2 separate regions of the Homo sapiens genome follow, and region 1 is linked to region 2. The links are chromatin loops, found by intact Hi-C in ENCODE. Cell type or tissue: Calu3. All regions are shown on one strand. Links, peaks and the distances in the headings refer to the core of each region. The heading gives the core; the rest is flanking DNA.

Region 1 (2,932 bases), core at 172-2,671, 65 kb after region 2:
TACATCTTTTGTTCCTATTTAAGCAGTAGTCATATGCTTTTGTACCTTTTGTGGTGTGAGAAAAATGTTAGGAAACATTTAGGACTAACATAAAAAAAGTATTAGAGAATCCTGACTCAAAGCCTGTGACACATTGATAAGTAGTATTTTCAAATTTAAGACATGGAGTTATGCTGACATCAGCCAAGGGACTCAAAGAATTGCCAGCAGCCACCAGAAGCTAGGAGAGAACTTGGAACAGATTTTCCCTCTGAGCTCCCAAGAAAGAACCAACACTGTAAACGTTTTAATTTGGGGCTCTGAAATCCTGAACTGTGAGAGAATGAATTTTTCTTGTTGTAAGCCACCCACATTGTGGTACATTGTTATGGCAGCCCGAGGAAACTAATATAAACCCCAAACAAAACAAACTAAACAAGAAAAACCTGGCTCTAATTACATATTGAGAGACAGTCTCAATGTAGATCCATTTGAACGGATTTTCAAAGGTAATCTATTTGGGTAATACTATTTACATGAAATTATGTTTGACGTTAGCATCTAACTCATGTTGATTAGTAGAGCCTGTTCTTTACTTTTGAAAGACTAATCTCATGGTTGTAATATTGATAGTTGAATTTATATAATAACTGTGTAACATTTTATACACTTTTATATGTAGGCAATAGAGAGTAGCGGTTAAATGCTGGGGTTTCTGAGTTAAGAAAGACCCAACTATTCAGACCCAGCTCCTATATAACTGCCACCTGTGGCCACAGGTAAATTATCATGTTAGCCTAAACCTCGGTTTCTCTCAAGGAAGCCAATATTAGATACTAAGCTGTTATGCTGTTCTAACGTTTAAATGAGATAATTTTCACTGGAACGTAAGTTACAGATGGACAAGGTCTATTATTTTTTTCACCACTGGAATCACATAGAAGGGGTTCTCTAAACACTCATTTAGTGGATATGAATGAATAAATAATGTCTAGAAGAGAAAATACCTGGCATATTGTAAATGCTCAAAAAATATTAGATATTAATGTTCTTCAGAAAAAAATAGATCAGATTTGTTTATTTTGGACTTTTCTAAAGAGTCAAGATGAACTATGGATTTTTTTTTCCTTTTTGAAACATGCTTTCTCTCATTTTTTTACAATTTGCTTATTGTATACACCATTGTTCAATTTCATACAACTCTCCATACAAAATAAGGAGGTTTATATATTGTTTGATAGATTTGGTGCTGCATGAATAAATCAGTGGCTAGAAAATATTGCATACTTTTGAAATGCATTAGAACTTTTATATAAGTAAGGTGTCGTTTATCACATCAATTTAGTAAATTATGGAAGTATGGCTTAGTGACCAATAACATATTAATTTTCAAGAATAGTTCATCTCATCTGGTCTGTTTAGGGACAAGAGATAGCACCTCAGCCATTGTACAGAACTATGTCATTGTCCATCCAGGGCTCACAGAGAAAGTATGAATGACTCAGACTGAATCATATCCTCTGTTCAAAAGGCAGTTTAAAACAAACATTATACATTTTATGAATCAATCACTTAGTGTTGTATTCAAATGTGAATTGTAACCAAAATGTGTCTATATAAAAAGGTTTTAATTAGAGAAAAATGCCCTGAATATAAGAGTTCCAAAAGTTGTTTGATGGAAATTTAGACCCTTAAATTCATCATCATTGTCATTTTTTTCCATTTCTTTCATATACATACACCTAGAGCAATAGATAACATACATTATTAATACATTCAATTTAACAAATAGAGTCAACTTTTCATATACGTAGATTCCACCAAGTGTGAATCAAAACTATTTTTTAAAATTGTGTCCATATTAAACATGTAGAGACATTTTTCCATGTTATCATTCCCTGAATGATACAGCATAAAAACGATTTACATATTATTTACATTATATTAGGCATTTTGAGTAATTTAGAGATGACAAAGTGTACAGGAGGATGTATATAGTCAGCTATAAATACTACACTATTTTATATCAGAAACTGGAGCATCTGCAGATTTTGGTCCTAGAACCAATCCCGAAGCATGACTATATTTATGTGACATGAGGATAGAAACCAGGAAGATGATTATAAAAAGATTTGTTTCTTACAACTACTTTAGATTTTTTAAATTGAGATAAACTATATGTACATAAATGACCACCTTTAATAATAAATACATTTATATTTTCCCCCATTGATCCTCACCTCCTTGGCATCTCCTGGTAACCACCAATCAACTCTCTATCTTTATTAGCTCCACTTTTTAAACTTCCATATATGAGTAAGAACATTTGATATTTGTGTTTTTGTTCTTGGCTTATTTTATTTAACATAATGACTCTCAGCTAATTGCATTTTGCTGCAAATGACAGGATTTCATTCTTTTTTATGACTGAATACTATTCCATTATGTAAACCTACCACATTTTCCTTCTCCACTCATCTGTTGATAGTCACTTATGTCAATTCCTTATTTTGGCTATTGTGAATAGTGCTGCAATAAACATGAGAGTGCAGATATCTCTTGGATATATTGTCTTTTATTTCTTTTGGATACACTGCAGGTTTTTAACCATTAAAAGTGACATGGCCAAATTTTTTAAAATCCTGATAATATCAAATATTGACAACATACACACCAGGCTTTATAAAACCAGAGGCAAAAAGAGCAATTAGGAAGTTATTGGGACAAGACAAGAAAGAGCTAAGTAGCACTACAGCTAAAAGAGTGGCTGCAAGTAGAAATGAAAAATCAAAAAAACATATTTAGGAAGAAAAAAGCAACATGATGGAATGATTGATAAAATACCAGAACAGAAAGAGAGTAGGGTACAGGAATATGTAGAGGTAGGAGTAAGAGAAAGGTAGTGGAAAGACTGTAGCCTTAATCTCAGGTTTTTAGTGAGATGGATAAGATA
Region 2 (2,932 bases), core at 215-2,714:
CCTCCACAGGTCTCATGGTCTTTAGTTAACATTTAAGTTTCCAGTGAACTACTTGTATCATAGTGCATAATCTATTTAAAATAATTCAAATAGAAGAGTAAAGGGTTTTTCTTTACTATTGTTATTTTTAAATTTTCAATCGCAGCTAGGAGAGTAGCCATGCCTAGAGAGATCTAAAGCCTGAAGCAAAGCCACCCCACAGCTGAATGTAATCAAGATCAGCTTGCCCCCAGCAATGAGTAATTGAGGGATTATTGTTGTATGCCACTGAAATTTTATGGTCATTTTGTGTCCGGAATTGGTGGGTTCTTGGTCTCACTGACTTCAAGAATGAAGCCTCGGACTCTCACGGTGAGTGTTACAGCTCTTAAGGTGGTGCGTCTGGAGTCTGTCTCTTCTGATGTTCAGACGTGTTCGGAGTCTGAGCTAGATACAAAGGTTCTCCACGTCCCCATCAGATTAGTTAGATACAGAGTTTCCACACACAGGTTCTCCAAGGCCCCACCAGAGCAGCTAGATACAGAGTGTCCCTTGGTGCATTCACAAACCTTGAGCTAAACACAGGGTGCTGATTGGTGTGTTTACAAACCTTGAGCTAGATACAGAGTGCCGATTGGTGTATTTACAATCCCTGAGCTAGACATAAAGGTCCTCCACGTCCCCACCAGAGCAGCTAGATACAGAGTGTCCATTGGTGCACTCACAAACCTTGAGCTAAACACAGGGTGCTGATTGGTGTATTTACAATCCCTGAGCCAGATATAAAGACTCTCCACGTCCCCACCAGACTCAGGAGCCCAGCTGGCTTCACCTAGTGGATCCCACACCGGGGCTGCAGGTGGAGCTGCCTGCCAGTCCCGGTGCCGTGCGCCCGCACTCCTCAGCCCTTGGGTGGTGGATGGGACTGGGCGCTGTGGAGCAGGGGGCGGCGCTCGTCAGGGAGGCTCGGGCTGCAGAGGAACCCACGGAGTGGGTGGGAGGCTCAGGCATGGCGGGCTGCAGGTCCGGAGCCCTGCCCCGCGGGAAGGCAGCTAAGGCTCAGTGAGAAATCGAGCGCAAAGCCGGTGGGCTGGCACTGCTGGGGGACCCAGTACACCCTCCGCAGCCGCTGGCCCGGGTGCTAAGTCCCTCATTGCCCGGGGCCAGCAGGGCTGGCCGGCTGCTCCGAGTGCGGGGCCCGCCAAGCCCACGCCCAGCCGGAACTCCAGCTGGCCCGCAAGCGCCGCAGGCAGCCCCGGTTCCCGCTCGCGCCTCTCCCTCCACACCTCCCTGCAAGCTGAGGGAGTGGGCTCCAGCCTTGGCCAGCCCAGAAAGGGAATCCCACAGTGCAGTGGGGGGCTGAAGGGCTCCTCAAATGCCACCAAAGTGGGAGCCCAGGCAGGGGAGGTGCCGAGAGAGCAAGCGAGGGCTCTGAGGACTGCCAGCACGCTGTCACCTCTCAATTTTACAAGCAACTTACTTCTCCAAGACCAGGTGGATATGATTCATGCTCTGAAACTATGTATGTCCATCTACTTCAAACTGAAGCTGTCATTTAATTTGCATTCCATCAATTGAATCAGATAATAGGCTCTATTGTAGCCTGTAAAACTGACAATGTCTCCTTTCTTCAAGTCGCATTGACGTAAGAAGAGTTGTATTTTTATAGAAAGAAAATATTTTGCCTAATCGCCTTCAAAGGAGCCTTGTACACAATCTCTAGGTGAGGAATGACTTTGTAATCCGAGGCATAAGGTAATTGTAAATGATAAGTCACCTATTATCTATTAGAGTTCAGAATGACTCAAAAGTTAAAGTGATTCATGTGTTTTGCTGATGGATAAGAAAGATGTTTTGAAAAATAGGAAATAGGCTCTTTCCTAGAATACCTATAATATACTTAAACATGTAATGCACATACATAATGTATATCATTATGAGATGAATTGTGTCTCACAAAATTCATAACTTAAAGCTGTAACCCGCAGTACTTTGAATGTGACTGTATTCAGAGAAAGAACGTTCACAGAGGTGAGTTACTATGAGGGTGTAGGGTGGGCCCTAATTCAGACTAGTGTTCTTATAGAGGAGAGTGTGCACAGAGGAGAGATCATGTGAGGACACAGCGAGAAGACAATCATCTGTAAGCCAAGGAGAGAGGCCTCAGAAAAAAATCCACCCTGCTAAGAGCTTGATCTTGGACTTACAGCCTCCAGGACTGTGAGTAAATAAATTTCTGTTTTATAAGCCATTCAGACTGTAGTGTTCTGTTATGTTAACCCTAGCAAACTAATAAATACATACCTATCATATATATGTAATATATATTATATATACATTTTTAAAATTATTACATTTATTATTACTGATAATATACATATACGTGGGAAACATAACGGAAAATATGGCATTATTACATACATGTAAGTTATGGCTTAATTGATTCACTATCTTCCAATTGGTTATAATTTTGTTTGGGAAATTTTTTCCACTGACTAATAAGTTATCACCTCATAATCCTTTTATAAGTGAAGGTGGTAAATAATAAACATTTTAAATAAAAGAAAGAGAGTTCTGCCACACATTTTTTCAGCTGTATATTTTAATCAGTTCTACAGAAATCAGTTAGGTGAAAGACTTATAAATCTCTCTTGGAATATAAAGTAAAAATTTTAAAGTGAAATACTAGAGATATCAATATCTAAAGACATTGTTAAATCAGTTATTAATACATAAGGGAATAATATGTAGTATTAGTACAAAACAAAAATGATCAAATATTTGTGAGATTTATTTAACTGTGAGAAGGTTTTAAAAACTTATTTCCTTTATTGGGGAGGTTACACATTTTCCTTAAATATGACGCATACTTCTTCATTTTCTTGCTAAGTAGCATCAGCTAAAGTTAAGATGATGCAGTCAATTTAATTGTTTGTTTGAGACAGGGTCTCAA

What was found. Peaks named below come from ENCODE experiments on the same cell type or tissue, not always from the same donor. Only the 100,000 strongest peaks of a DNase experiment are listed, where the experiment ranks them.
Region 1: a loop joins it to region 2, with 4 times the contacts of the local background. A loop is called at or near these places in 3 of 110 quality-filtered maps.

The regions. Positions count from the first base shown.
Region 1 is chr12:74,336,663-74,339,594 of GRCh38, reverse strand. All of the region lies in intron 1 of LOC107987178 (a long non-coding RNA gene), which reads left to right. Among named protein-coding and RNA genes, the nearest start is that of LINC02882, 45 kb to the right of the region's middle. In Calu3, for the core only: no CTCF peak of the experiment used is centred there; a DNase peak (open chromatin) is centred at 1,444.
Region 2 is chr12:74,401,271-74,404,202 of GRCh38, reverse strand. It overlaps LOC124902967 (a long non-coding RNA gene), which reads left to right and starts at 1,671. Exons shown (of 2, transcript XR_007063370.1): 1 at 1,671-1,734; 2 at 2,066-2,230. In Calu3, for the core only: no CTCF peak of the experiment used is centred there; DNase peaks (open chromatin) are centred at 932 and 1,332.